Linked DNA regions of Homo sapiens: region 1 is linked to region 2. Evidence: chromatin loops called from intact Hi-C (ENCODE). Cell type or tissue: CD14-positive monocyte. All regions are shown on one strand. Each heading gives the region's core, and the rest is flanking DNA. Links, peaks and the distances in the headings are about the cores only.

Region 1 (15,753 bases), core at 5,175-13,174, 97 kb before region 2:
ACGGTGGCTCACACCTGTAATCCCAGCACTTCGGGAAGCTGAGATGGGCAGATCACTTGAGGTCAGGAGTTCGAGACCAGCCTGGCCAACATGGTGAAACCCCATCTCCGCTAAAAAAAAATACGAAATTAGCTGGATGTGATGTTGCACGCCTGTAGTCCCAGCTACTTGGGAAACTGAGGCAGGGGAATCGCTTGAACCTGGGAGATGGAGGTTACAGTGAGCCAAGATTGCACCACTGCATTCTAGCCTGAGCAACAGAGCAAGACTCCAACTCATATATATATGTATATAGTAAATCCATCGTGTTCTCTATAGATTTCTTGATGTTTCCAGTTTTTCTATTGCAAATTTATCCTTTATGATTATTCTTGCATATGTTTCTTTATAACATATAAGAAATTAATATGTATGCAATTCAGTATAAGATGTGTTTCTTATGGTAGGTCTCTAGGGCAGAGGTTGGCAAACTTTTTCTCTAAAGGGCCAGATAGTAAACATTTTAGACTTTGTAGGTCATACTGTCTCTGTTGCAGCAGTTCAGCTCTGCCTTTGTAGCATAAAAACAATACAGATAAGGCCGGGTGTGGTGGCTCACACCTGTAATCCCAGCACTTTGGGAGGCTGAGGCGGGTGGATCACCTGAGGTCAGGAGACCAGCCTGGCTAACATGGCGAAACCCCATCTCTACTAAAAATACAGAAATCAGCTGGGCGTGGTGGCAGGCACCTGCAATTCCAGCTACTTGGGAGGCTGAGGCAGGAATATCCTTTGAACTCAGGAGGTGGAGGTTGCAGTGAGCCAGGATTGCACAACTGCACTCCAGCCTGGGTGACAGAGCGAGACTCCATCTCAAAAATAAAATAAAATAAAAACAATATAGATAGTACATAAATGGATTATTGTGTTTCTGACAAAACTTTAGGGACTCTGAAATTTGAATTTAATGTAATTTTTCATGTGTCAGGGAATGTTCTTTTGATTGTTTTTTAAACTATTAAAACATGTGAAAATCATTCTTAGCTCTTGGGCTATACAGAAACAGAAGGGAGGTCTCTTGGATTTGACATGCAGGCATAGTTTACCTACCCCTGCTGTAGGGTATATTTGAGGAGGTGATTGCTCAGGCCTAGGCAGGTGTACATTCTCAACTTTGCTAGAAACGCAAAACTTAGTTTCTTTTGTGCAGTTGATCCTTGAACAACATGGGCTTGAACTGTACGGGTCCACTTATGCATGGATTTTGGATTTTATTTAGTAAATACAGTTGGCCCTCTGTATCAGTGGATCCTGCAACCAAGCGTGGATAGAAAATGCAGTATGTGAGGGATGTGAAACCTGCTTATACAGAGGGCTGACTTTTTTTTCATATCAGCAGTCTCATGCCAACTGTAGGCCTTGAATATGCTCGGGTTTTGGTATCTGTGGGGTAGGGGAATGTCCTGGAACCAAAGCCCCAGTAATACCAAGGAAAGACTAGTTTTATCCATTTACATTTCTGTTACTGGTTAATTAAAGTTGTGGTCACCTCACATCTGGCCAACACTTGATTTATTAGACTTTTAATCTTTGTCAGTATGGAGGATATAACATGAACTTCATTTTGTCTTTAATTTGCATTTCCTTGTTAATGAGTAGTTGAACATTTTTCACATTTATTGGGTATTTTTAATTTTTTTTGTGAAATGCCTGTTACGTTAAATCTATTACCCACTTGCTATTAGTTTTTTTCTTATTGAATTGTAGGCATTCTCTAAATGTTCTGAACAATAAACTTACCAGTTATAGATGGTGCGAATAAACTTCTCATTCATCTCTTATGTCTTCATAAAATCTTTGCATATGCAGAAGTTAATTGATTTTAATGTAGTTGAACGATAATAAATTTATCAGTCTTTTCCTTTATGGTTTATATTTTAACCCCCATTTTATTTAGGAAAAATTTCCTGGGCTGAGATCAGGAAGAGCAATTACAGTTTGCCCTCTGTATCCATGGGTTCTGCATCTGCAGATTCAACCAATCGTGGATCAAAAATATTTGGAAAAAAATATTGATGATTGCATTTGTTCTGAACATATAAAGACTTCTTTTTCTTGTCATTATTCCCTAAACAATACAATATAACAACTATTTACATAGCATTAACATTATATTCTTTTTTTTTTTAAGATGGCGTTTCACTCTTGTCACCCAAGCTGGAGTGCAGTGGCGCGATCTTTGCTCACTGCTTCCTCCGCCTCCTGGGTTCAAGCAGTTCTCCTGCCTCAGCCTCCTGAGTAGCTGGGATTATAGGCACCTGCCACCACACCCAGTTGATTTTTGTATTTTTAGTAGAGATGGGGTTTCACCACACTGGCCAGGATGGTCTCAAACTCCTGACCTCAGGTGATCCGCCTGCCTTGGCCTCCCAAAGTGCTGGGATTACAGGCATGAGCCCATAATATTAAGTTCTATAAGTAACCTAGAGATGAATTAAAGTATATGGGAAGATGTGTATAGATTATGTGCAAATACTATTCCATTTTATATAAGAGACTTGAGCATCTGTGGGTTTTGAGCATGGTTGGGAGGGGTGTCTTGGAACTAGTGCCCCATGGATATGGAGGGATGACTGTATATTATTTCCTAAAATCTTTATTGATTTTGCCTTTCACGTGTAGCTTTTGAATTACCCTACACTAATTTTTTATATGGTGTGGAGTAGGGAACTAATTTTATTTACTATTATAAGGCTAATAAATTACCTTACTCACCAGCATCTATCAAATACTACCTCCTTTCTCCAGTAAGCTGCAAAGTTTCTCTATAACTACATCTGTAGGCATTTCCCCACATTCTCAGTTAATGTTTTCTTGGACTGTTTGTTTGTTTATTCCTGTGACAGTACCAAGGTGTTCTAATGAATGAGCTGTGTAATAATTCTTAATAATCTGATGGGACACATCCCTGAAAATTTTTCTTCAGGAATGTTTTGCCTATTCTTGCCCCTGTTTACATTAGAAATATCTTGGGAAGTTTCTGACAGAACAAAATCAAATAACAAAAATTTTTTGGGAATTTTATTTAATTATCATGAATGTGTAGATCAACTGAGAGAGAAGTGGCATTGTGTCTTTCTATCCATGAACTTGGTATGTCTTTGTATTTATTTAAATCTTCAATGTCTTTGAATACAATTTTATAATTTACTCTGTAAAGTAGCAGTCCCCAACCTGTTTTGGCACCAGGGACCAGTTTTGTGGAAGATAGCTTTTCCATGGACCCAGGCGTCAGAGGGAGAGGCAGGATGGTTTTGGGATGATTCAAGCACATTACATTTATTGTGCACTTTATTTCTGTTATTATTAGATTGTGATATATAATGAAAATAATTATACAGCACATTATAATGTAGAATCAGTGGGAACCCTGGTCTTGTTTTCCTGCAACTAGATGGTCCTATCTGGGAGTGATGGGAGATAAGTGACAGATCATCAGACATTAGATTCTCATAATGGGCAGGCAACCTAGATCCCTCACATGCATAGTTCACAATAGGGTTTGCGCTCCTATGAGAATTTAATGCTGCTCTCCTATGAGAATTTAATGCTGCTGCTGATCTGACAGGAGGCACAGCTCAGGCGGTAATTCAAGCAATGGGGAGTGGCTGTAAATACAGATGAAGCTTTGCTTGCTTGTGGGATGCTGACCTCCTGCTGTGAGGCCCAGTTTCTAACAGGCCATGGACTGGTACTGGTCTGTGGCCTGGAGTTTGGGTACCCCTGCTATAAAGGATTATCATGCAAGCTCTTTATTTTATATTTTAGCATTTAAGTTTTATTTAATTGGATGTAGGGCAAGGTTGGGGTCCACTTTTATTCCTTAGATGAGTAGCCTATTGTGCCACCATAATCTTTTTATCACTGAACTGAATTAGCACCACTGAGATATATTTAAAGTTCTATGTATATTGGGATCTATTTTGGAATTTCTATTACATTCTATTAATATATTTATTTTTATATTGATGCCATATTGATTTTTATTATTTGTATATTTATTTGAAGGAGTATTTTTAAATTACTGTGTATTTATTGGCTTTGTGGTATAGACATTTATCTGCTGGGTCAAGCCACTGTCTCAGTTTTATTTTTTGTAATTTTTGCTTTCCATTAAGCCACTAAATTTTAACATGATTTTATATACTTTCCAAAAATATTTTGTTGGACTTCTAATTGAAAATGATACATGTACATATATTACTTTTGGGCAGAATCAATATTTTTATTATGTATTTGTTCTTACATACAATAAGAACAATAAGCCCAAATCTTAGCATACAGATCTTATTTTATGCCATTCACTAACATTTTATTTTCAAGTAATATTTATTGTGCTTTTTCTTGTATCAGTTGTTCTTTAGTACTTTGACAAATGTAAAAATTTTTATTTTTTATATTGAAAAACTTTTTTCATTTCTAGATTCTTATTGCAAGAATAGTCAGGGTGTTACTTAATTCCCTTATTAAATCTAGTAGGCTTTTAAAATAAATTTGAATCTGTAGTTATGCATTATAAAGCCATATCATCTAAAACTATTTTATTTCTTTTTTCCAGCTTCTTCACATTATATAATTTTAGTGTTTTGCTAAAATTTGTAGGACTTCATTAAATATTAAAGTAGTAGTGACTTTTGACTAATTCTTGATTCTAAGTAAAGTAGTTAATTTGTAGTATTTTGTCATTGGGGGCTGATTGTAGTTGGTTTCTGTCAAATAGGCTTAGGCTTTATTACATTAAAAAATATATGTTCCCATTCTACCTTGAGGAATGGCTGAATAATATTCATATTTATATATTGCTAGATTCAGTTTGCTAATATTTTCCTGACAGAGTTTGTGTTAAGATTGGAGTTATAGCTTCATTAAATTTTTATACAATTAATCACTGAAATCATCTGGACCTAGATATTTCTTGGTGTGATGGTTTAAAATTCTGAATTCACTTTCTTTAATAGATACAGCATTTAAAGAATTTTATATTTCATCTTGTGTCTGTTTTTGGTAGGTTGTATTTTTCAAGGCATTTGTTCATTTCATTTTTGTTGTTATTTTTAGACAGGGTCTCGCTCTGTTTCAGGAGTGCAGTGGCGCGACCTCAGCTCACTGCAGCCCCCACCTCTCATGCTTAAGTGAGCCTCCCACCTCACCCTCCCCCGTAGCTGGGACCACAGGCATGTGCCACCATTCCTGGCAATTTTTTTTATTTTTATTTTTTGTAGAGAGAAGGTCTTTCTCTGTTGCCTAGGCTGGTCTCGAACTCCTGGGTTCAAGCAATCCTCCTGCCTTGGCCTCCCAAAGTTCTGGGATTACACTGCTCTTGGCCTCCATTTCATTTAAGTCGTCCCTGTCTTTTGAACTGTAAGCGTTTTGTGGGGGATGGAAAGTAGCATCTCAATGCATTTCCCTGGTAACCAATGGTGTTGAGCATTTTTCAGAGTACTTATTGGCCTTTCCTAAATGTTGTTTTGTGAAGTGTATGTTTGAATTTTTGTCCATCTTAAAATTTGTTTGTCTTCTTTTTATGAAGTTGTAAGGATCCTTTTTGTTGTTGTTGTTGTTGTTGAGACAGGGTCTCAGTCAGTTGCCCAGGATGGAGTGCAGTGGTGTGATCATGGCTCACTGCAACCTCAATTTTCTGGGCTCAGGTGATCCTCCCACCTCAGCCTCCTAAGTAGCTGGGACCATAGGCACATGCCACCACGCCCAGCTACTTTTTTTTTCTTTTTGTACTTTTTTGTAGAGATGGGGTTTCACCATGTTGCCCAGGCTGGTAGCGAACTCCAGGCCTCAAGCGACCTGCCCGCCTCAGCCTCCCAAATTACTGGGACTACAGGCAAGAGAATCCTGAGCCTGGCCCAGGATTCTTCATGTATACTAGTTTGGATACAAGTCTCAATAGATAGACTGATAGAAACAGATGGGGCTATCTCTGTGTCTGTCTCCATCAGTCTACATCTGTATTTCTCTCTCCGTATCCATCCATCCATCCATCTATGCATTCATCTGTTCTTTGGATTGCCTTTTGTTGTATTGTTGGTGTTCTTTGAAAAGCACAAATTTTTAATATTGATGAAGCCCAATTTTATTATTATATTTTTATGGTCTATGCTGTGTTCTAAGAAATCTATCATAAGATCATGAAAATTTGTACTTGCTTTTTTTCTAGAAACCTTATAGTTTAGGCTTAGCTTTTATGCTTAAGTTGATGATCCATTTCAAGTTTCTGTATGTAGTGTAAAATAAATCTTTTTGTATATGGATGTCCAGTTGTATCAGTAACATTTATTGAAGATTTTTTTTTTGGATTGATTTACCTTGGCACTTTTGTGGGAAGTCATTTGACCAATGTTTTTGAGTCTATTTTTGGACTTTTCTATTCCACAAATCCGTATGTTTATCCTTAGGCCAATATCACACTGTCTTGGTTAATTTAGCTTTATATTAAATCAGAAGTTTGGCTGGGCACAGTGGCTGACACCTGTAATCCCAGCACTTTGGGAGGCCAAGGCGGGCGGATTGCCTGAGGTCAGGAGTTCGAGACCAGCCTGGCCAACATGGTGAAACCCCATCTCTACTAAAAATACAAAAATTAGCTTTGCGCAGTGACGGGCACCTGTAATCCCAGCTACTCGGGAGGCTGAGGCAGACAATTGCTTGCACCCGGGAGGCGGAGGTTGCAGTGAGCTGAGATCACGCCACTGCACTCCAGCCTGGGCGACAGAGCGAGACTCTGTCTCAAAAAAAAAAAACAGAAAAATTGTTTTGGCTTTTCATGTCTCTTGTAGTTACACATACATTTTAGAGTCAATGTGTAAATTTCTAGAATAATCCACAGAGACTTTGGAGTTACATTAAATCTCTAGATTAATTTGGGGGAAAATTAACACCTTAAGTATATATAGTCTTTTCATAAGCATGGAATATTTCTTTTTTCCTTTTTTTTTTTTGAGACATTCTTGCTCTGTTGCCCAGGCTGGAGTGCAGTGGCGCTATCTGGGCTCACTGCAACCTCTACCTCCTGGGTTCAAGCGATTCTCGTGCCTCAGCCTCCTGAGTAGCTGGAATTACAGGCGTGTGCCACCATGCCTGACTGATTTTTATATTTTTAGTAGAGATGGGGTTTCTCCATGTTGGCCAGGCTGATCTTGAACTCCTGGCCTCAAGTGATCCACCTGCCTCGACCTCCCTAAGTGCTGGGATTACAGGTGTAAGCCCCTGTGCCCAGCCGCTAGGATGTTTATTACAGTATTGAGTAGAAGTGGTGAGAGGAGAGATTTTTAACTGTTTTTTTCAACTTAGGGGGAAAGTATTCAGTCTTAAACTGTTAAGTAGGTCATGAGATGTTGATTTTTTTTTTTATAGATGCCCTCTCTCAGATCAAAGACCTTCTTTTCTCTTTTTAGTTTACTGAAAGATATTTTCATGAATGAGTATTAAATTTTGTCAGTTGCTTTTTCTCTACTTAGATGATCATGTTATTTTTTCCTTTAATGTGTTAATATGAAGATGAATTTTTAAATATTAAACTCACTTTGCATTTATGGGATAAATCTTACTTATGATATATTATTTGTTTTATATGTTTCTATATTCAATTTGCCAATATTTTAAGTATTTATGCTAATATTTTAAGCAGCTATGTTTGTGAAAGATACTGGCATGTATTTTTCATGTAATGTGTTTTCCTGGTTTTGGTCCCAGGGCAATATTGGCCATATAAAATTAGGAAATATTCCTTTCTCATATTTGCTTAAAGAGTTCATATAAGATGGGTTATTATTTCCTAAGTGTTTTATTTACTCAATTCACTAGTGGAGACATCCGGGCCTGGGGCCATTCAGATTTTCTATTTCTTCCATGTCAGTTTTGGTAATTTTCACCTTTTGAGCCATTTCTCTATCTGCACAGTCAGAGTCTGCATCATCATGGAAATGTTCTTGTACACAGTTAAAGTATGGTAGCCACTGGCACCTGTGACTGTTGAGCACTTGAAATGTGATGGGTGCAGAACTGAAGTTTTAGTTTGACTAAATTTATTGCTTCTGGGCCTCTTGGCTAAGATCAAGTGTAATTTAATTAGAATTAAGTTTAAATAGTCAAGTGTCACGTGGCTACTGTATTGCATATCACAAAGCTAAACTGTCATTTATTTTTGTAAAGTTGTTAATCATTCTTATGTATTGCCATCAAGTTAATAATATTTTAAACTGTATGGACCTCCAGTTGTTTATAATATTTTCTTAGTTTATTTTTAATTTCTATGAAATCTGTAGTCCCTTATTTCATTCCTGATATTGGTAATGTGTATCCTCCACCACTCCCCGTATTACTTTTTTTTTTTTAAAGACAGGTTTTTACTCCTGTTGCCCAGGCTCTAGAGGGCAGTGGTGCGATCTCGACTCACTGCCATCTCCGTCTCCCGGGCTCAAGCAATTCTCCGGCCTCAGCTTCCTGAGGATTACTGGTGCATGCCACTTCACCGGCTAATTTTTGTATGTTTTGTAGAGATGGGGTTTCACCATGCTGCCCAGGCTGGCCTTGAATTCCTGGGCTCAATCAGTCCGCCTGCCTTGGCCTCCCAAAGTGCTGGGATTACAACCGTGAGCCACTGTACCCAGCCTCCCACATTACTTCTTAAAAAACATCTTTAAAAACTTTAATTGTAGTAAAATATACGTAAAATGAAATTTACCGTCTTCACCATTTTTAAGTGTACAGTTCAGTAGCATTAACTGTTTACATTGTTGTGCAATCAGTCTGTAGAATGCTTTTCATTTTGCGAAACTGAAACTGTACACCCAATTTCCCAACTCGAAATTTCTCTCTTCTTTCAGCCTGTGGCAATCACCCTTCTACTTTGTCTTTATGAATTCAGTTATTCTGTATGTTATGTAAGTGGAATCATGCAGTGTTTATCTTTATTTGGACTGATTTTACTTAGCATAATGTCTGCAAAGTTCATCCATTTTGTAGTATGTGTCAGAATTCCTTTCTTTTTAAGGCTGAATACTATTCCATTGTATGTATATACCACATTTTATCTGTTTATCTATAGTTGGACACTTGGGTTTCTTCTACCTTTTAGCTATTGTGGATGAGGCTGCTATGCAGGAGGGTTATTTTGGAACCAGTACTGCACCATGGTGGCTGGAAGTGGAATGTTTTATGATCAATATTTTAACTAGTGCCTAACTTACAATTTCTGTATGATTTTGAACTTAACTCAGAAATAGTTCTATAGAGGTGAGACGTTGTGGCTCACACCTGTAATCCCAGCACTTTGGGAGGCTGAGGCAGGTAGATCACCTGAGGTCAGGAGTTCGAGACCAGCTTGGCCAATGTGGTGAAACCCTGCCTGTACTACAAACACAAAAATTAGCTGGGAGTGATGGCGTACGCCTGTAATCCCAGCTACTGAGGGAGCTGAGGCAGGAGAATCACTTGAACCTAGGAGGTGGAGGTTGTAGTGAGCCAAGATCATGCCACTGTACTCCAGCCTGGGTCACAAAGTGAGACTCCATCTCAAAAAAAAAAAAAAAAAAAAGAAAAAAAAAAGAGAAAGAAATAGTTCTATAGATAATTTCCCTAAGTAGCTTTCTAAGCCTATTTAACTCAGTATTATTTCTCTACCATAATGCCAGTTGTACTGTGTGAACTACACATAGCAACATTTCTATAGATGTAGTGTTAGCAAACCTTTTTCCTAAAGGGCCAAATAGTAAATATTTAAGCTTTCTTGGCTGTGGTCAACAAATATGACTTTTTGCATTCTCCTTATTCTTCTTTTTACAACCTTTTAAAAATGTAAAATCATTCTTAGCTTAGAGCCATCCAGAAATAGGCCCTGGATAAAATTGTTTAATTAGGACTTCTTCTATATATATGTATTTATTTTGAGATGGAGTTTTGGCTCTTGTCACCCAGGCTGGAGTGCAATGGCACTGTCTTGGCTCACTGCATCCTCTACCTCCCGGGTTCAAGCAGTTCTCCTGCCTCAGCCTCCTGAGTAGCTGGGATTACAGGCGCACGCCACCACACCTGGCTAATTACTTGTATTTTTAGTAGAGACAGGGTTTCACCATGTTGGCCAAGCTGGTCTCGAACTCCTGACCTCAGGTGATCCACCGGCCTCGGCCTCCCAAAGTGCTGGGATTACAGGCGTGAGCCACCGCACCCAGCCTTCTATTTTTATTTTCAAAAAAATCTCCATTGACCATTTTTGCAGATAGTATGAGCTCTAGTAGAAGTGGTTTATTCTGTTAATGAACTTATGAGAGTAAAAAAATGAAGTTGTTATAAATTTACTGATGCCATTGAGGGAAAAAAAGTACAAGTTACTCTGTCTCTACAGTTATAAAGCCCTTAATAAAGGATTATTTTAACATTGCTTTCTTTTTTTTTTCCTGGATTATAAGGGGTAGCGTTAAAAATTAGGTTTAGGGCTTGAACAGATTCTTGTTTATCTGAATAGAAAGGGATATCAGCTAAATCTGCTGTGACAAGTGAAGAGAGAAGATGAAAATACAGATTTTTGTTTTATAAGTAACAGAACTATGTTACAGAAATTTTGGAATTAGAAGGAAGAATAGTAGGAATGCTTATGGGCCTAAAGATTGGGGTATAGTTGGGTCATTGGTACCGTCTCCCCATATCTCTGTGGTATTGTGCTTCTGCAATTATTGGCAAAAATGACTTTTGTATTTATTATTTTGCTTATTATGTTATTCTGCTTACAAAAGTAATATGCTCTTTGAAATACTGACATGTAATAAGATATGAAAATTTTACTCAGTAAGATGATAGTTTATTACAGTGATGTGCTTCAGTTTTAATAGACTTTTGACAGTTTTTAGGTAATTGCTGAATGTTTTATCAGTTTATATAGATACCTCTAATCTTCTTGATCATTGTTGCCAGAACACTAGAAATAACAGGGATCATTCTAAAAAGTAAAGTCTGTTGTACTTGTTCTCATATTGAAAAACAACAATTTGTTTTATAAAATGGTTTATACTGTACTTCAAAGTCATAATTTTTAAAGCCTTAGTGCGTAAGTTGACTATTAAAATTGGTAAAAATCAAACTCATTTCTATCAGAAATGTATCAAGTGTAAATATTTATCACCTTTTGGTAAGCTATAAAATCAGATTGATCTAAATATTCCACTGGTTTCAAACTTTAAAAAAATTTTTGAAACACTGTTAGAAATATATTTTACATTGAGACATATACATGTGTATTTCTGTGTGTACACAAACATTTCTTGTAGCATTACTTATTGTCATTCTATATGATACACTTCGCTTTCTGTTCTAGCCCATTAAAAAAATACTGGTTCCTTAATGTGCCCATCCCTGCAACTTGAAAGAAGACTAAATTATTACATTGTAGTTATTATCTCGTTCTCATGCAGAGTTTTCTTTTGGCTATTGCCATATTAATAACTATGATTCTTTTTCAGTTTAGGATCATACATAAGAATTAACCATTTTTCTATTGTAAATGTGCTCTGATAAGAATCACGGTCTGTCACTAAAGGAGAAAACTAGAGTGGCTGTTGAGGAGCATCTAGTAGTTTCAGACACAGCCACACAGTTCAGCATGCTTACCAAGATTTATTGTGTTTGTTCCCAAACTTTATTAATACTTGCCATTGTAATTATATAAGTTAACATGTACATTTTTTTACACTAGTGAAATGTTACTTTGAAAAGTAAACTGTTGTTTCTGTGAAAATTTGAGTGCTTTAGAAAAACTAAGCAAGTCAGTAAAAACATGGATGTGCAAGTGTCTTTACTTTCTCCCTCCATTTTAAAGAAACTCAGATTGCAATCATGAAGATGGCCTATATGGTTGTGATTTATTTATTTTTATTTCATTTTTTTTGAGATGGAGTCTCCCTCTGTCACCCGGGCTGGAGTTCAGTGGTGTGATCTTAGCTCACTGCAACCTCCACCTCCTGGGTTCAAGCGATTCTCGTGCCTCAGCTTCCTGAGTGGCTGGGATTACAGGCATGCACCTGGCAAATTTTTGTATTTTTAGTAGAGACGGGGTTTTGCCCTGTTGGCCAGGCTCATCTCGAACTCCTGACCTCAAGTGATCTGCCTGCTTCAGCCTCCCTAAGTGCTGGGATTACAGGCGTGAGCTATGGTGTCCGGCCTGTGGTTTAGTTAAGAAAGACATATTAGTATAGCCATTATCAAAATCTTGGCTGATATTAAATGATTGGTAAATGTGCTTTTGTATGTCTCAAGTAAAAATAAATGTTTAAGGCAATTGTGTTTCATTTTTAATGATTTTTGGCTTTGACTGTTGAATTACATTGTGATCTTATAAAGGGGTTTTTATTATTTAGGAAATTATATTTTATTGAATAGCAGATAGTCAGATCATCCCTTAGAAATGTTTATGTGACAGCGGCCGAGCGCGGTGGCTCATGCCTGTAATCCTAGCACTTTGGGAGGCTGAGGCAGGTGGGTCACTTAAGGTCAGGAGTTCGAAACCAGCCTGGCCAACATGGTGAAACCTCGTCTCTACTAAAAATACAAAAAAACCAGCCAGGCGTGGTGGTGGGCACCTGTAATCCCAGCTGCTTGGGAGGCTGAGGCAGGAGAATTGCTTGAACCCGGGCAGTGGAAGTTGCAGTGAGCTGAGATCATACCACTGCACTCCAGCCTGGGAGACAGAGCCAGACTCTGTCTTTAAAAAAAAAAAAAAAAAAGTTTCTGTGACTAAACAAAGTGCTAACTTAAGCTTTTATTTAAAGCAAATCACAATCACCTTGTTTTTGTTTTTCATTTTTTAATTTATATAATTTAATTTTTGTTTTTCATTTTTTATATATATATATTTTAAAGACAGAGTCTCTCTCTGTCACCCAGGCTGGGTTCAGTGGCGCAGTCATAACTCACTGCAGCCTTCAACTCCTAGGCTCAAGTGATCCTCCTGCCTCAGCCTCTTGAGTAGCTGGGACTACAGGTGTGTGCCACCATGCCTGGCTTGTTTTTTAATTTTATTTGTAGAGACGAGGTCTTGCTGTGTTGCCCAAGCTGATCTGAAACTCCTGGGCTCAAGTGATCTTCCTGACTCCATCTTGAAAAAAAAAAAAAAAAAAAGTAGCAATCTCAGGGAATTGTTAGAGAACCATGATTTCTAAAGTTGAAATTACTTTTTTTTTTTGAGACAGAGTCTTGCTCTGTTGCCCAGGCTGGAGTGCAATGGCACAATCTTGGCTCACTGCAACCTCTACCTCCCAGGTTCAAGTGATTCTCCTACCTCAGCCTCCCTAGTAGCTGGGATTAAAGGCATGTGCCACCACGCCCAGCTAATTTTTCTATTTTTAGTAAGTGGGGTTTTGCCATGTTGGCTAGGCTGGTCTCGAACTCCTGACCTCAGGTAATCCGCCCACCCCACCCTCCCAAGATGCTGGGATTACAGGCGTGAGCCACCACACCCGGCTGAAATTACTATTAATACTAGTTTATTTCTGAAAATTATGCTTTGATTAAAAACAAAAATGTGCCCTTCCCACTCCCAGCACTGCTGGGCCTGCAGGTCTCTGTCCAGCTGCAGACAAAGATCTCTCTTCTGCAGGATGGGGTTTGTTAAAGTTGTTAAGAATAAGGCCTGCTTTAAGAGATACCAAGTGAAATTTAGAAGATGACGAGAGGGTAAAACTGATTACTATGCTTGGAAACGCTTAGTGATACAGGATAAAAATAAATACAAAACACACAAATACAGGATGATAATTTGTGTAACAGAGATATCATTTGTCAGATTGCTTATGCCCTTATAGAGGGGGATATGATAGTCTGTGCGGCATATGCATATGAACTGCCAAAATATGGTTTGAAGGTTGGCCTGACAAATTATGCTGCAGCGCATTGTACTGGCCTGCTGCTGGCCCGCAGCCTTCTCAATAGGTTTGGCATGGACAAGATCTGTGAATGCCAAGTGGAGGTGACTGGTGGTAAATACAATGTGGAAGGCAATCTTGGTCAGCCACGTGCCTTTACCTGCTATTTGGATGCAGACCTTGCCAGAACTACCACTGGCAATAAAGTTTTGGGTACCCTGAAGGGCGCTGTGGATGGAGGCTTGTCTGTCCCTCACAGTACCAAACGATTCCCTGGTTATGATTCTGAAAGCAAGGAATTTAATGCAGAAGTACACCGGAAGCACATCATGGGCCAGAAAGTTGCAGATTACATGCACTACTTAATGAAAGAAGATGAAGATGCTTACAAGAAACAGTTCTCTCAATACATAAAGAACAGCGTAACTCCAGACATGATGGAGGAGATGTATAAGAAAGCTCATGCTGCTATACGAGAGAATCCAGTCTATGAAAAGAAGCCCAAGAAACAAAAAAGAAGAGGTGGAACCATCCCAAAATATCCCTTGCTCAGAAGAAAGATCAGGTAACTCAAAAGAAGGCAAACTCCCTCAGAGCTCAGGAGCAGGCTGCTGAGAGCTAAACCAAACAATTTTCTATGAGGATTTTTCAGATAAAGACAATAAACTGATGGATAGCAACAACAACAACAAAAAACAGAAATCAAAAAAACAAAAAACAAAAATGTGCAGGAGGAATATGTTAGAATATTTCACAATATTTATTTATATGATAGTTGAATTCCTTAGTTGGTGGTTATACCTTGAAATGATTCTTGGATATAGCATAGAATTATCAGTATACTGCTAAAGCAATGACTAAGAGGGACAAAGAATGGCGGTTGACTTTACCTCGAAGTATGAAATTTGCTTTCATTATAAAACAAATATTGTTCTTAAATTACTTAAAATAACTTTATTCTCCTTGTGCAAAATCTAAGTCTATTTGCATTTTACTGATCACAGTCTCTATTACACAAAGATTTTCCTCCTGAACTCACTGCTCTTTATTAGAGCTTTCTTGTAAGCATACTACAAAGCTGTAATATTCTCAATCTTAAAAAAAATTCTTATAAAAAACCACAAGTAAATAGGCTGGGTACAGTGACTTGCACCTATAATTCCAGCATTTTGGGAGGCTGAGGTGGGAGGATCGCTTGAGTCCAGGAGTTCAAGACCAGACTGGGCAACAGAGCAAGACCTTGTCTCTACTAATAATTTAAAAATTAGCGCGCACGCGCGCGCGCACACACACACACACACACACACACACACACACACACACAGCCAAAGTCCAAAAAACAAAAACCAGACTGGGCAACAGAGCAAGACCTTGTCTCTACTAATAATTTAAAAATTAGCGCACACACACACACACACACACACACACACACACACACAGCCAAAGTCCTAAAAACAAAAACCTCTATTAAGGGCCTCTGAATAGTTATCTCTGTTCCTTCAGTTCCTCTGAAGAATTATTTTATACTAGGATTCTCAGGTTATCTCCTCTCAATCTCTATTGGGATCACTCCACTCTGACTTGTACACTCATTTTCCCACTGATGTAGCTGTTCTCAAGTTAGAAGTTAAGTTCTCAGTCTTCATTTTATCAGTCATCTCAGCAGCATTCATTATGGTTCAGGCACTCCCTCCTATTTTCTTCGTTAGCTTCTATGACACCAGTCTCCTCATTTTTCTCCTACTCTATTAGCTGTTCCTTCTTAGTGTCTTTTTCTGACTCCTTCATTTTGACCAGATTTCTAAATACTGAAGTATGTCAGGACTCTCAGCTGTCTTCCATCTGTAGTAAA
Region 2 (15,753 bases), core at 3,437-11,436:
GGGGTGGACATCTTAGGGAGAGGGGAGAGCCCTCTCCAGCACCACAATCTCATCATCCAATAATCATTCTCCCTTCTCCGGGGAGAAGGATCCAGATCTCCCTCACATACTGAAAGTGCCTTGAGAGGATTCCCAGCCATTCAGCCCTTCCTGGCCACACCTGACTTAAGGGTGGCAGTGCCCCGAGCTCTCCAGGCTGAGCGCATCCAGACCCTGATGCGCCTGCCATTCAGGACCACATGCGCCCAAGGACCTTGTCCATGTACAGCTGTGCCTGTGCCACATGCTCTGGGGCTTGGGCAGGGAGCTTCCTCACCCGCGTTGGTGTCAGGGTTACAGTTCTGGGTCTTGACTGAACCTCTCCTACTGAGTCTTCGGGCAGCGGAGCAGCAGGGCCACAGAAGAACACTGACCGCCAGGACATCTCCAGTGTGGTGGGGACAGTGGAAAGGGCCCTGGCAAGGGCCCAGGTCCTCCAAAGGCCCTGCCTCACCCCTTGAAATACCCACCTGTTCACAGCTGCCTCCTTCCCAAAGCCCCTCTGGCTATAGCAGTGAGGACAGGAGCCTAGGTTCAACCTAATATACTTCAATAGAAAGTTTTAGAAAAAAAATCAATAGAAAACAAAAACAACAACAAAAAACAACAGCAACAAGAGAAAACAAAGCCATAGCTGCTGAATGTAAAGGGGGCCTCCTGAGGGGGGCAGCCCTACACTTACCAGGTGGCACTGCTCTCCTTCCTCAGTTACTGTTCATCCTCAGCCTAAACTGGCTCCTGGCAAACTGTCCGTCCAGACTCCCGCGCACACACATCCTCTTTCCCCCCAACGGACCCACTCAGTTTACCCTTCTTCCAGCTAAACTTCTTCAGTTCCATACCTGACACCATATGGTCTTGAATCTCATTCTCCTCGTCCTCCTAGTGACTCTACTCTAGGCTGGACCTGCTAACCCACTGAGCCCAGAACAAGAACCAGTGCTTCCGGCCTGCTCAGACCCACACCGAACCTGAGCGGGCTCTCCCAGCTCCCTTCGGTAGACACTGCCCACAAGAGACCAGCCCTGCTGCCCTCACCTGGTCGCACGTTGTTGGTTTTGGTCACCTAGATGCCACTGGAACACCCCATGGCTCTCCCCTCTCCCTAAGATGTCCGATGTGCTGAGCTCAGGCTCCCATCCAATCTCACCTCTGCAGCGCGGCACTTCTCCGGGCCATCACCGCCCGTTTCTCCCCTCCTGCCTCAGAAGAGGCATCTGAACTCCATGCTCCCTTTCTCTCCTCTCTTCCCTTCTCCCTCCTTCCTCCTCAGTCAGGAAGCACCTCTCCAACGCACCACTCCTCTACCTGCATTCGACATTGCCACCCACAGATCTGTTCATGAGCCCTTCTCTGAGGAAGAGGAGGCCCTTGCCCTCTGCCTGCCATCCTGCTTCTCTAGCTTTCACTGCTCAGCTTCTAAAAGGATTTTTAAATATTCAGGGCCTTCATCTCCTCACTGCGCTTTCTAAATCACCTGCGCTTTCACTTCCACTGTCACTCCCCACTCTACTGCAGCTCTCTGATGGGCCAGGAGCTTCTCTGGTGCTATCAATTCTGATTCTTTGGCCTTTGCAGCAGCAAACACCGACGGCTGTCCCCTAATGAATCCCCTCCTCCCTCCTGGATGGTCATTCTTGGGGTCCTCAACCCTAGGCCTCTTCTTTTGTCCTTCAACATTCCCCCATAAGGGATGTGACCCTTTGTGGTGCTGATCCTCACCAGCAGATGGGAGATTCCTATTTCTACAGTTCCATGTCTGACTCTTCTGCTGAGTTCCATTTAATTCATCTTCTCTTACCCAGTCACTGCATCAGAGGTTCTGATTCTGTCAACAGCACTATCATTCTCCATCTCTCGGTTGGAAGTCAGCCCTGACCTTGCCAGACCTAGCTATAACCCACTGACACCACGCTGTGTGAATCACTGTCAGCTCCTCCTTGGACCAAAAATCTCCTTGCTGGTCTCCACACTTGTAGCCACTCCCCTTCAATTATTATATGTTGTCACCAGACTGATTTTCCTAAACCAGCTTATCCAAGACTTTGCTTCCCAGCATCACCAGGATAAATGTTTAACTCTGCAGGCTGATAGTCAAACTTTCACAATTTGGGCCTTGTCAATCTTTCATTCTCATTCCCTCAACTCCATTCATAACTGTCTTGCACCAAACACTTGATCTCCACCATTTCTTCTCCAGTCTCTCCCATCTCAGGGATACTACCACCACCCAACCCACAGAGGCTCAGTGCTGAAGCTGGGAGCCATCCTTCCTTTCTCCCTTCTCCCACACGCCTTGGCCAGCAGACCACTAACCTCATCAAGTCTTCCTCAAAAATGTATCTAGAATCTATCTGCCTCTCAACCCCAAGGACATTCTATCTAACTTCCTTTCAGCTAGCCTTTCCCCTCCAACCCCTGCATCTGTCAGCCACAGTTATCTTTTTTTTTTTTTTTTTTTTTTTTTTGAGACAGAGTCTGGCTTTATTGCCCAGGTTGGAGTGATCTCAGTTCACTGAAACCTTCACACCCCCAGGTTCTAGCAATTCTCCTGCCTTGGCCTCTCGAGTAGCTGGGATTACAGGCACCCACCACCACGCCCAGCTACACAGTTGTCTTTTTAAAATATAAACCAAGACCGGGTGCCATGGCTCACACCTATAATCCCAGCACTTTAGGAGACCAAGGCAGGCAGATCACTTAAGCCCAGGAGTTCAAGAACAGCCTAGGCAACATGATGAAACCCCGTCTCTACCAAAAATACAAAACAACAACAACAACAACAAAAAAACCTGGGGATGGTGGCGCATGCCTGTGGTCCCAGCTACTTAGGAAGCTGAGGTGGAAGGATCACCTGAGCCCAGGAGGTCAAGACTGCAGTGGGCCTTGATCGCACCACTGCACTCCTGCCTGGGTGATAAGAGTGAGACTCTGTCTCAAATAATAATAAATGTAAACCAAATCCCACCATTCATCCCCTTAAAAAGCTATCAGTGGCTCCCCATTGTACTCAAGAGAAGTCCTCAGCAGGGACCCTGCTCATCCATTGAGCCTTGGGTCACTCACCCCTTACTCTGTGGGAAGGTGAACCTGTCCATCATGTCACCTTCTTCTACCTCCTCAAATGCTCTCTGCTCCTTCTAGCAGCTGGGTCTGCACCAGTTTTGTTCCTTTGCCTGGAATGCTATTTCCTGCAGCTTTATCTGGCTAGCTCCCACTTATCCAGGTCTCAGCTTAAGTGTTTTTCTTCATAAAGGCCTTTTATGAGCATATTTTATGTATTTGTGAGTTTGCTTAATGTCTGTCTGACATAAGCTACACAAGAGTGAAGTCTGTCCGTTTGATTCACCACAATATAAGCAGTGTCTGGCACAGGGCCTGGCACATAGTGGTCCCGCTCCATATCCACAGATGAATGAGACAGCCCCTGCCCTCAGGGATTTCACTGATGGGTGGGGAGACAGGCAAACATAACTAATCATGAGACAGCGAGAGAAATGCCGACCCAGGCATGTGAGAGAAAGGTGAGCACAACTTGAGGAGGTTAAGGGAGGGATAAGAAAGAGCTTTCTAGGGCTGGGTATGGTGGTGCATGCCTGTAGTCCCAGCTGCTTTGGGAGGCTGAAGCAGGAGGACCACTTGAGCTCAGGAGCTGGAGGTTGCAGTGAGCTATGACTATACCACTGCACTCCAGCCTGGGTGACAGAGCAAGACCTTGTCGCCACATTTTTAAAAAAGAAAGAGATTACTGGATGAACCAGAAGAACTTGTTTAGAAAAGAGGGAGATCAGCAAAGAGAAAGATTCCAGAAAAGCAAACTGATGTAAGCTCACAAAGGCCACATCTACCAGACCAAAAGTTCTAGCTTTTTGTGCTAGAAATAGTAAGTCATTGAAGAATGTCAGGGGGTGAAAAACATGATCAGAGTAACATGATAAAAACCTTGGCTGCAGTGTGAGGGGTGGGTTTTGCACATTTCACCTCCAGGCCCTCATTCTCAATATTCCTGGGTGAAATGCCCCGCCCGCCCTCACTGCTCTGGTTTCCTGGGCTCATTTCAAGCCCCACCACCTCCAGTCTCCACCTTGACAGTGTTGGTGGATCGAGCTGCTTGGTGCAGAGTCCAGACTGCTGTGAGCCTGTTCTCTTCTGCTACTGTGTGTCTTTTCTCCCTCACTAGACTGAGAGCACAGCCTGTGTCTGATGACTCCCTATACCCCCATAGCCTCTCCCTAACACAAAGCTTTAAGCATGAAAAGTGTTTAATAAATGCTTTATATAAAAATAGTTCTACTTGCAGAGTGTTTAGGAATCGCTTTATAGAGTCTAGCTCTCATAAACCAATGATACCTGTCCCATGGCATCCATGATGAGTGAAACCCTCGCCAGGTGACCCAGCCCAGCGGAGGAAGGAAGGCCTACTACCTGCCCTGATCTCCCAGTGCCATCACTCAAAGTCATCTTACTGTTTGTGCAAGGAAATGCCCTCCTATCTGCCCTAAGACACTGACAGAAGCTGAGGACTTGCCAAATGATAAAGATAGGAAGACAGGAGAACAAGGCTGGCTGAAAGGTGGTCAGCTGGCAGACACGGGCCTGGGTCTCATCTCTGCCCATAAAGCACAGACTGGTCAGCAGTAAGAGACAAGTCCAAGGTCCCTGACCCTGACTACCTGGGGCAGTTGGAAAAGCGGAACTCCAGGTGGGAAACATGAGGAGAATGCCCAGGCAAAGGAAAACAACAGGCCCAGCACCCCCGCCAAGCGGAAGTAGCACGCGAAGTGGGTCCTGGAGGCATTTTGTCCAGTGCAGCTCAGGGCAAATCTGACCCTCAGTCTTCATCAGGCAAAAGGGAACAAAATGCTTTGCAAGCACAGTGGGCTGTTAGTGACACACTCAGGAGGGGCTAGTGACAGCAGCCTTCCACAGAGAGAGTGCACAGACCTAGAAGCTCTGGCACCCAGGGCCCCTACCTGCTCGGGAGGTTGGCTTCAGCTCCAGGCTTTCCTGATCCGTGGCATCCAGGATCTTGTACTTGCTTTTCCTCTTGGGTTTTCCTTTTTGCCTAAAAAACACAACCCCCACCCCTGCTCAGGAAAGAGGTTCTCTGGGAGGATGAGGATGAGAGCCAGATGTGCATGCAGGGCCCTATTTTGGTGGGGCACCTACTGAGAGGGGTGTCCTCTCCTCACTTCTCAGCCAGGAAAGGTGGCAACTGTGATTTGTTCCTCAAATGTTCCTCAGCAATTCTGGAGAAGGGCAAGGGAGCTATGACCACCTTGGCACGGACTCACCATCCCACAGGGGCAATGAAGGACAGATTGGTTAAAAACGTAAAGAAAACAAAATCCTCTGCTTGAAGGGTGTGGGAGGAGACAGGCATTACACTAACAAAGTTGGTAATGGTGGTTGTCTTAGACTGGTGGGAATTTTTAAAAATTCCTTTAGTTCTAAGTTTTATAAGAGGTTATACTGAAAGTTGAATCTCAGCTCTGTCACTATCAACTGGTCCTCAGACAGTGATGTACCTTTCCTGAGCCTAAGTTTTTTTATCTGTAAAATGGGAAAAGGTTATGTGTCTTAAAAATGATATTACCTATAAAAATATTATGGCACACAGTATACACAGAAATAATATTATTAATAATGAAAACATAAAATAAATGTAACCATTCCATCTTAGAAGACTCAATAGGAAGACTCAAATGAAAAAACACAGGACGCCTGAGCCTGGCTAGCCTAAAGTGCATGTGTGGAAACATGCACACTCATGAATCCCAACTAGAAAGAAGGCAGAATTAAAAACTCGCGGGCTATGCTGGTGAGGCTACAGTGTGGTGCATTAAAGAAAACACACCTTACAGATGTGATCCGGGTCTGTACCCCTGGCCCTCACGCTCACTCCCCCACCTTGCCCTGCTCCCGCCCAGCCATGTTTCCCAGGTTCCAAATCACTGCAGTGGCTGCCACTCACTGAAGGAGTGTGCCTCTGCCCTCAGGAGAGTCTCAGGGTGAGCAAAGCTGCCCGTGCATGCCTTAGGTGGGTCAGAACTCTCTAATGCTGACTAAGGACCCAGCCCAGTCCTTCCACGTGGAAGGTGCCAAATACCTCTCTGAGGAACGAATGTATGACAAGAAGCCCGAATGAATTTCAAAGGAAAATCCATCTTACCTCTTACAACAACAGATCACAGTCCAAGACAGGATTCCCAAGGCAACAACAATGACAAAGGTAGCAATGATAACATATAACACGCTCCACTCTGCCAAGAAAATCAAAATGGTGAGGGCTGTGGAGGGAGAGGCTGGGAGGGAGGTCTGGGCTGCTCCCAGCTTGGGCAGGTGTGGCTTCACTCTGGAGACAAGAATGCCTCAGGCTCCCCAGGAAGGTAAGACCTTGGAGTTAAGGGCAGCTGAAGCTTTAAACCTTTTGAAATGTCCCTGCTTTCCAGTCCCTGCTCCTGGCAAGCCCTGAGACCCTGCAGCAGTGGTGCAGGCTGAAAAGAGCTTTAAGAGGGAAACGAGGGCTTCCATTAGGCTACAGCACGGAGGCACTCCAAAAGACAGGAGGCTTTTCAGCTGGTGGGATTTAGGCTGTAACTGGCATTGGATCTGAGTTAAGCCTGGTTCTTCTTACACGACTGCTTCAGGGCTTTCCTCTAACCTTGAGCAAGTGTGGAGGAAGGAAGTAAAAGTCCTCTGCAAACAGAAAATACACAAAGTTCTTCTCCTTGCCTGCTCATCTGCTTCAGAAACACCAACACCCACCCACTCAGTGCAGAACCACATTCAGCGCCAAACAGGCTGGCACTGTGCCACATAGAAAACTCACCACAGTTGCTGTCTCCATCCCTCAGCTGCACCTTGATGAAATTCTCCATCCAAAAAGGGTCACAGATACAGCGTTTGGTGAACGAGTCACAGTGGCCATGGTCGGAACAGTTCAGCTGACATGCTGAGAGTGGCAGCAAAGGGAAGAAAGTCAACAAGACTCAGCCAGGGGTGACAAGCAGCACCTAGAGCCCATGAGGGCACCAAAGCACCCCAGATTAATGCTATGTGGTGAAATGTCCTCGAGACCCACCTTGGGCATGGTGCCTGCCTTTCTCATCTCGACTGGACAAAACTGGAGCAGTCAGGAGGCCACTAGAAAGACACTTCCAGCCTGTCTTCACTTGTTGTTTGTCTATATCAGCAATTCTTAATCTTTTATGTCCCACACATCCCCTTCTCACAATTGGAAAAATAAAATACCTATAGTACTTCAAAGGAAGGCAATAATTATATTAAACGTTTTTGAAATATTTAAGAAGACAGGCTGGGCATGGTAGCTCACACCTATAATCCCAGCACTTTGGGAGGCCGAGGCAGGCAGATCACTTGAAGTCAGGAGTTCAAGACCAGCCTGGATAACATGACGAAACCCCATCTCTACTAAAAATATAAAAATCAGCTGGGCGTGGTGGTGCATGCCTGTAATCCCAGCTATTTGGGAGGCTGAGGCAGGAGAATCACTTGAACCCGGGGGGGCGGAGGTTGCAGTGAGCTGAGATTACACCACTGCACTGCAGCCTGGGCAACAGAGCAAGACTCTATCTCAAAATAAATAAATAAATAAATAAATAAATAAATAAGCATTAAACAACAAGAGCTAGAAGTGGGTTTAACAACTATCATAATTTTGAAGTAGTGATAAGTAAAAATGACATCATGTAATGTGATAGGAAATTATTTGTGATTTCTATTGCCTCAAAGCCACAGGTTCTGTTGATACTACTGTAGTTTGTTGCCTACATTGATCATTGAAGTAAACAGTGAGTTTCAGTCAGAGGTTAGTGAAAACAAAGATGTAAATTTTTCCCCACTCAAGCTCACAGCCTTCTGAACACGATCTCAGGGGCCCATGGGCCCCAAGTTAAGAATCCCCAGTGATGAATCAGGACTCTTTCATGGTAATAGTAGTGCAAGAGAATGATTATCTCCATCTTCCCAGAGAAAAGAAGATGAAGGCCAAGGACAGAAAGGACCAATGGGTGAGCTGCAGGCACTAGGTAGGCTCTTGCTCCCAAATTCCCAGAATTACTCACTGACAGTGTTGACTTCCAAGGCTCTGAATATCAAAAAGTCTGCCTTTTGCTTCCGCAGCTCACTCTTGAGCATCGCTGCCACCTCATGGCCTTTGAAGATCTGGTGGGGAGGCTCGTTTTGAACAAAAAATACCATTTTGGTGCTGCAGAGACATGCAACAGTACTAATGAGCTGAAGCGGTCCATACCTGCAGCAACAGCTAACATTTACTAAGTACCTTCTGTTTGTGACAGACACTGTGCTAAGTGTTACATGCATTCTGTTACTACAAGCCAGTGAGAAAGGTGTTATCAGGGTCATCTCCATTTTACAGAGAACAACACTGGGGCTTTGTAAGAGGGGTTAAGTAACTTGCCCAAGGTCACACAGTTGATTATGGCAGAGCCAGATCCCAACCCTGTTATGTCTGACTACAAAGTCTGTTCTTTTTAAAATGCCCTAAGCTGCCCCAGCTAACAAAAGAACCCATTCCTCCAGCAAGAAGACCCATACTCTCCATCTAACTGGAGGATGAGACAAATGGGGATTTGGTATGGCTACATTCCTGCTGTCCACCTTTTTCCAGCTAAGACTGCTGGGTTTGTGACTAGTTTACTTGAAAGACAAACCACAATGCTTTGTTAATGTAAATTGTTGGACAGCATCACAACATAGCCAAAACAATTATGATGACAACAAAAAGATCTTACACTGTAGTATGGCTGCTATGAACTTATATTACTCCATGCCCAGAATCTGTTTGCTGATTGTCAATTCCTGTCCAAGATAGGCCACATGTGAACTCACATCTGGGTAGTACCAAGTCTGTTCTATGCCTTAGCCTTAATTTTTAGTAGCCTGCCCCTTGAGCTCCATGTGAGTTTTACAATTAGAACCTTCTAAATCAGTGAGTCACACTGGTTTACAGGTGTGACCAAGATATTGATCCCCTCATCATGCAGTGTGGCTGGGTGGGACCTGGGCATCCTAGAGGCCCTGGACCAGTTGCTTCCAATACAAGCAGCCTTCTCTGTTTATCCCAAGGTGCCCTATAAATGGTATCATTTTCCAGGCATGCATGACATAAAATCTGAGAAGTACTGCCACAGACTTTCTAAAAGCTTGCTGCACAGTGGGATTAACAATGGGGCATTATCAATTCCAGAAACAAACAAACAAAAAAAAACTTTTGCCATAAAGGATGTGTGGTCCGTTGCCCATTATCTTCTCCCAGTTACCTAATTCATGCTTACAGTTTCAATTTCGGTCTATATATCAATAACCCTCAGATCTTTATCTCCTTTCCCCACATCTCTCCTGAGTGACCAGTCTATATCTGCAAATACTTGTGTGAATATCTACCCCAGAGCTTCAACAGATACCTCAAATCCAACAAGTCTCAAAATCAACTCATAACCATTAATTGCACACTATGTGTGAGGGACTATACAAACATTAACTTATTTAATCCTCATAACAATCCTATAAATAGGTACTAGTATTTTCACAGATAGTAAAACAGGTTCAGAGAGGTGAAGTAACTTTCCCACAGAGCTAACACTAGTAGGGCAGGGCTCAGAAGCTGGGTCTAATATAAGGGCCATGTTCTTTCCTACTGTAAAATACTATTTTCTTCCAATCACATGTTCTTCCTGAATTCCTTAACTAAGTCAATCCAGTACAAGCCAGAAGCTCAGGGAAACCCAGAAGCTTCTCTCTTGCTCATGCCCCCTATGCAGTGCTGGTGAATCTGAGCAACCTGTCAACAGTGCTCTTACCAGCACTCTTGCTAACATCTTTCCACTGCTTGCCAGCCAATTCCCGCCAGCTTGGATCAATCAAGCAGCCATTTGCCCTGTTCCTACTCCCAGGCTGCTGAGTATACTTATCCCTAATCGTGCTATCTCTGACCTAGTGAGCCCTGACTGTAGATTAAATTCACCTGGGGAGCTTTTCCATTCTAGGTACCCAGACCCCACTCCAGACCAACTGAACTATAATCTCTGGGGCTAAGGCTTGGGCAGTGTTATGTTCAGACAACCTCCGCAAGATTCTATTGTGTGGCTGGAGTTGGGAACCACTGCTCTCACCTCATGTTTCCAACTTGGCTGGTCCCCCAGATCTGCCTCCATTTATTACCCATCCCCTATCTCCACCATCTCCTTTTCCTCTCAGTCTATACAAATGCTCACAAACTTCCTATTTTAAAAAGATGTTCATGTTCCACAAGGACCACAATGAAAAAAAATTTTTAAAGATATTCTTTCAATCCTACCTCCCATATTATTTTCAGCACCAACTTCCTCAAAAAGGTGTTATACTGACCATCTCTGTATCCTCAAACCATGAAATCTGTCCTCTGCCTCCAACATCTAAGTAAAATGCTCTCACTATAGTTGCACTGATCTACTAATCACAAACCCATAGGCCTACTTTGTGTTCTCACCACACCTCCATCCCTGTAGCATCTGAATCCTTTGGAAGCACCCCTTTTGCCAGATCACCCCTTAACTTCCAGCAGACTACTCTCATTTGGTTTTCCTCCCACCTGATTGCTGTTTCTTAGTTTCTTTTGCTACCTCTTCTTTCTCTGCCTCCTCCTTAAATAATGATGCCCTTCAGAGTTGTGTCCTTATCCATCTTAGCTCTCTCCTAGTGAGACTCACCCGTTCTCATGGCTTTGGCTCCTGCCTGTATGCAGTAACTCCTATCTCGGGCTCTTCCTTCCACAAGTTCCAGCCTTTACTTGTGGCTATCTGACGGAACATCTCCTGACGCAGCCAGTAAGACACCCCAAATTCAATCATCCATACTGGTTTCGCCTGCCTTCCCAATCTCAGTTAATGACCTGAACCATCTATCCAGACATCCAAACCAAAAGCCTCACATTTGCTATCTCACTCACCTTCATTCGTAAAGGGCCAGGTACTACTGAATTACCACTGAATTTCTTTTAATTTCTTCTCCTCTTCTTCCACTATCTTAATTCAGGTTTTATTACCTTTTCACTGGACTAGTCCAGAAGCTTCCTGAATGGTCTCCCAGCCTTTGGTCTCTCCCTATTTTAGACTAGCTTCCACACTACTGATCTTTCTTTAAAAAAAAAAAAAAAAAAATCAAATTATGGAAATTCCTTGCTTTTAAAAACAAAACAAAAACTTCACACACATAAAACAAACCAACTTGGATCTGCCTACCCAAACTATTAAAACTAAGATCCTCAGCTTGCATATAACTGTTCTCAATCTCCACTGCCAGTCTTGTCTTCTACCACATCCTGGGGCCACTAAGCTTGAACCAAGTGACTTCTTCTGGAAGAAACTGTGTACTTTCATACCACAGGGCCATTGCTCAATGCTGTTGCCCTGTTCTGAATTTCCTCCCCATCCTCCCATGCCTGGTCAATATAAGTTTCCTTTTCCCCTTTTTTTTTCTTTTTTTTTTTTTTCTTGAGACAGTCTCACTCTGTCTTCCAGGCTGGAGTGCAGTGGTGTGATCAGAGCTCACTGCAGCCTCAAACCCCTGGGCTCAAGTAATTCTCCTGCCTCAGCTTCCCAAATAGCTTGGACTACAGGCGAACCACACTGCACCTGGCTAATTTTTAAATCTTCTGTAGAGGTGGGGTCTTGTTATGTTGCCCAGGTTGAAGTTTTCTTTATTCTAGAAAAATCTTTGGATTACTCCTACCCCAACTCTCCTAGAAGAATTCATTGTCCTTGCCACAGTGTTCCACAATGCCGCTTGTTGTACCAAACCCACACCGTACTAATGTTCCATATTTACTTATCTCCTCTACTAGACTGTGGTTGTCAAAATAGTTGACCTCCTACACCCTGGAGCCCTGCTGAAGTGTCTAGTACAGCGCATGTCACCTGCACTAGAAGACAGAAGTCTATTGAAGAAAAGGCAACATGAGTGTTTCTGGTCAGAAAGCCCACCTTTCTCTATCTAACCACACTATTTCTCAGCTCATTCAAGAAGCCCGGGGGCCCCTGGTCTTTCCTTTGCTCCCCCCATTCATTGCCCAGCTACCTCTGCTCCGTGTACGGCTGAATCTTTTGCACAATGATGTCGGAATCCAGCACCCCCAGGAGGACCCCAATCTGGCGGATGAACATCCCCTTCAGCCTCTCAGTTAGCTGACTGACGTTGATATCCAAGATGATCTCCACCAGGTTGTTTTTCCTGGGATCTGGAAAGCATGTGGATCAGTCATGGCTTTAGAAGTAGGAGAGTAAACACAGACCTGCCACTGTGCATTTGCTTTGGCACAGGAGAGAAAGGAGTGAGAACATTCAGATATCCTTCAAATGGAAAGGGACAATAGTGAATTCCTGATCGGGCAATCTGGGGCTGGCTTAGAAAGCTTCTAAAGCACTCCTGCTCTCTATACCAACCTGAGAATTCCCACACATGTGCTGGGGATAAGGCTGAAGCAGTGATGCAATGAGGGGTGGGGAGTAATGACGGGAGTGGGGAAGAGAGAAACACTTAAACATTTGTTTTAAAAGCCTCTGTGCAACTGGCAGTGCTGAGCAATCCAGGCCAAGTGGGGGTTATTAAGCAATCTCTCCTGACTCACATCTGATTTTCAGTGCCTCGCTGTATTTTGTGCACAACAATGGGAGGAAAAGTGTCCATCTCAACAACCTCCTCAATAATGGGAATGCATCCGTCCCTCCAGGTTTAAATACAGTTAACAAAAGAAAATCCAGTCAGCCAAGACACAAGGATTTCCTTAGAGCCACATCACAGCTGCACTATCTTTGTATAACTCTAAAACGGTGAGGCTATCATGTTTTACTTTTGAATATGTCCTAAAGATGTTCTACATTTGGAATTTCAAACTGATTGTTTGGAATGCCTTATTTACATACTTGAATGCACCACTTGCCTGTTCTGATGTATAATTTGCATAATTAGTAGACTATCTGTGATCTGACTTTAAACACCAAAGAGATTTTATAGTGTCTCAGCTACTGTCCTTCCTAGAGGCAGGACAAGGACTGGAAGACCTCCCAAGATCCCTTCCTGTCCAAAACATCCATATATGAGGTTGGCCTAGATAATAAAGAGTAGGTTTAAAGTTAATACCATTTCATCAGAAGCTCAGGAATTTATACAGCTCTATCCCACCTCCATACTCAGTGCCTCCCTATCACCATATTAATCTCAAAGCAAAATAAAAACATGGTTCTATTTAAGAAGAAAATTTTTATTTCTGCAAAGCTGAAAAATGTAAAGAGCACTATTACTTTACCTTCCCTGGATTATCAGACAAGGCCTGAGGCTCAACTTATAAAAATAAATTGTTTTCTGCATCTGGATGCTGATGAGACATCATGACTCAAGCTATTCCCATGCTCAGATTCCCAAGCACTCTGAGCCCTCTCTCATCAGTCACGAGGAGAGGAGAAAGTGCTGGACTACGAGCACAAAGGCCTGGCTCTGACACAACTGCTGTGTGACACTGAGCAAGTCCTGCCCTCTCTGAGTTTGTTTCTCCATCTGAGATGAATAGGGGGAGGTCTGTATTTCTGCATGGGTAGGAGGTATTATTGGAACAGACGGTCTCTATGGATTTTTCAGCTTGGGGTTTCTCGATTATTTTTAAAGCTGGACATGCCATCTGGCTCTGTCCATGCTCGGGGAAGGGGATCTCAGGATAGAGGCCTTGATTGGCTGATTCAGCAATTCTACTCAGCCTCATCACTAAATGAACTCACCAGGTTTCACCTCCACAGTGGTCCGGTCTGTGTCACTCTCACCCTTTGCATCGGTCACTTTCAGGTGAAAAGTGTAGGTTCCCTCAACCAGGTTTGAAAGAAAAAGGATAGGGTGATGGTCAGAGTGATTTAACACCTCCTGTAGGGTTGAACAACATGGCTATGTTACAGAACAAAATGCCATTCCTTTCCTGGAGTCAGTTGCTGCTTTCACCATAACTAGGCCCTTCAGGGCTGAACTGTTTCAACCTTGGGCAGTTCCTGATACGGAACAGCATTGCAGCCTACAACTGCTAGGATCAGGGAAGGGAAACCCATTCTGTGCTATACTAGCTTACAGAATGACCCTAAGCAAGTCACTTCACCTCCCTGGATTTCAGAGAACAATCTGGGTTTGATATAAGGGACCACTTGATTAAAGCATATACTGGAACGCGTGGCTCCTCCTCCTCCCCACTCCTGTGTAGCTCTCCAGCTCCTAGCACACTTACCCCTGCTGCTGGGCTCCCCTCATCTCGAGTCCAGAGGTAGCTGACTATTCCCTTGTCATCTGAGGACTTAGAGCCATCCAGCTCTGCTGTGCTCGTGGGTAGGGTAATCACCACATTCCCAGTTATCTTGGCTATAGGTGGTTTGTTTATTTCTAATCAAAAAGAAATCATTGACATAATGTGACATTCTGGAAAAGAAGAAATGTTTCTTCATGATGCTTATGGGGAAATTAAAACATCAAGAGTACCTTAACTGGAGAACCTTTTTAAGTGCCTGTCCCTGCCACCAACCAACAGTGTAGATGAAAGCTACCAGCGCTGCAGTCCTGAGGTTCCAGTCCTACCCAGAGAAATGTTCTCCTAACACTGTACAACAGAGGGGACGAGTGTGCTTTCCTCTCATATTCTCCCAGCAGCCTTCCCAAATGGAATCCATTTCTCTGCTTTGGAGGTATGTGATGATCAGAAATAACGGCCCAAACTGGCTTAAAACCTTGGAGTTTAGGTTTCACCTAGCTGATCTTGCAAATTCTCCTTCAAAATATCTTAAAATGTTATTCTCTGAATATCTTTTTGGACCCCTTCCTTGGAACTTCACAAGAGAAAACAAAGAGCTACCTCTCTTATTCGGAGCCCCACGTGAAGCTCTGTATATTCAGATGTCTGTGCAGTATTTACTCAGCTTGGTATCTTATGTCTGGAGGTCTGCATATCTGATGGTTTTTCCTGCTATCAACTTAAGGCCCTCAACTTAAGGCCCTCTCCCACAGCTCTCACTGGTCACTGTGCCTGTAAACTAGAGCAAGGCCTCTGGCTGGCCTCAGCTCAAAGGCTCAGGGCAAGCATAGTCAGCTGTAGTGCGGCCGTCATTCTCAAGCCTGACAGCAGGTGTCACTGTAGCTAACAGGAGTCACGGCCCAGGTCTCAGCAATGCAGAGGGGCAAAATAAAAATGCAAAGAATAGAACCCTTAATTCTTTCCCTATTCAACTGAGAAATAAAGTAAGGAGGGAAGGAGGGAGGACTGAAAAGAAAGTAAGGGGATGAGAGGGAAGGGAAGATGTAAGCAGGAGGAGGGAGGGAAGTTAAAATTCACCTTACAGTCCAATTAAAGGCTGTTTTAGAAAAGAAAATAACAATTGCCCTCACCCCAACCCTCTTACCCACCTCTTGCTATCTCTAATCAATTTCTGCAGGCAAACATGACAGGATAAATTCTTCAGCTATCTGACCCTAAGAGGCTGCTACACAAACTGGAGGCAGAGAGGTACCTTCTTTGACAATGACATTCACAGAGCTCTGGCTTTGCAGGTTCCTCTCATCTTTGACAGTCAAGGTGAACACATAGGTCCCCACTTGCAGCCCAGTCACAGTAGCAACACTGCTGTTAGCATTCTCGAGCTGCACCCCATCAGGTCCCCTGCAAAAAAA

Evidence for each region. Peaks named below come from ENCODE experiments on the same cell type or tissue, not always from the same donor. Only the 100,000 strongest peaks of a DNase experiment are listed, where the experiment ranks them.
Region 1: it touches region 2 in a loop (2.5-fold over the local background); 2 of 110 quality-filtered maps call a loop at or near these places.

The regions. Positions count from the first base shown.
Region 1 is chr1:35,337,085-35,352,837 of GRCh38, forward strand. All of the region lies in intron 2 of ZMYM4 (zinc finger MYM-type containing 4), which reads left to right. It also overlaps the pseudogene RPL5P4. Among named protein-coding and RNA genes, the nearest start is that of ZMYM4-AS1, 21 kb to the right of the region's middle. In CD14-positive monocyte, for the core only: CTCF peaks have their summits at 8,441 (motif pointing right) and 8,642; DNase peaks (open chromatin) are centred at 8,457 and 8,827; H3K4me3 peaks cover 1,572 bases; H3K27ac peaks cover 4,042 bases.
Region 2 is chr1:35,436,035-35,451,787 of GRCh38, forward strand. It overlaps KIAA0319L (KIAA0319 like), which reads right to left. Exons shown (of 21, transcript NM_024874.5): 13 at 15,594-15,742; 14 at 14,324-14,475; 15 at 13,833-13,971; 16 at 12,139-12,298; 17 at 8,127-8,269; 18 at 6,872-6,994; 19 at 6,212-6,302; 20 at 5,013-5,104. Among named protein-coding and RNA genes, the nearest start is that of ZMYM4-AS1, 78 kb to the left of the region's middle. RefSeq lists a silencer at 15,066-15,245. In CD14-positive monocyte, for the core only: CTCF peaks have their summits at 7,009, 7,213 and 7,525; no DNase peak of the experiment used is centred there; H3K4me3 peaks cover 5,054 bases; H3K27ac peaks cover 7,526 bases.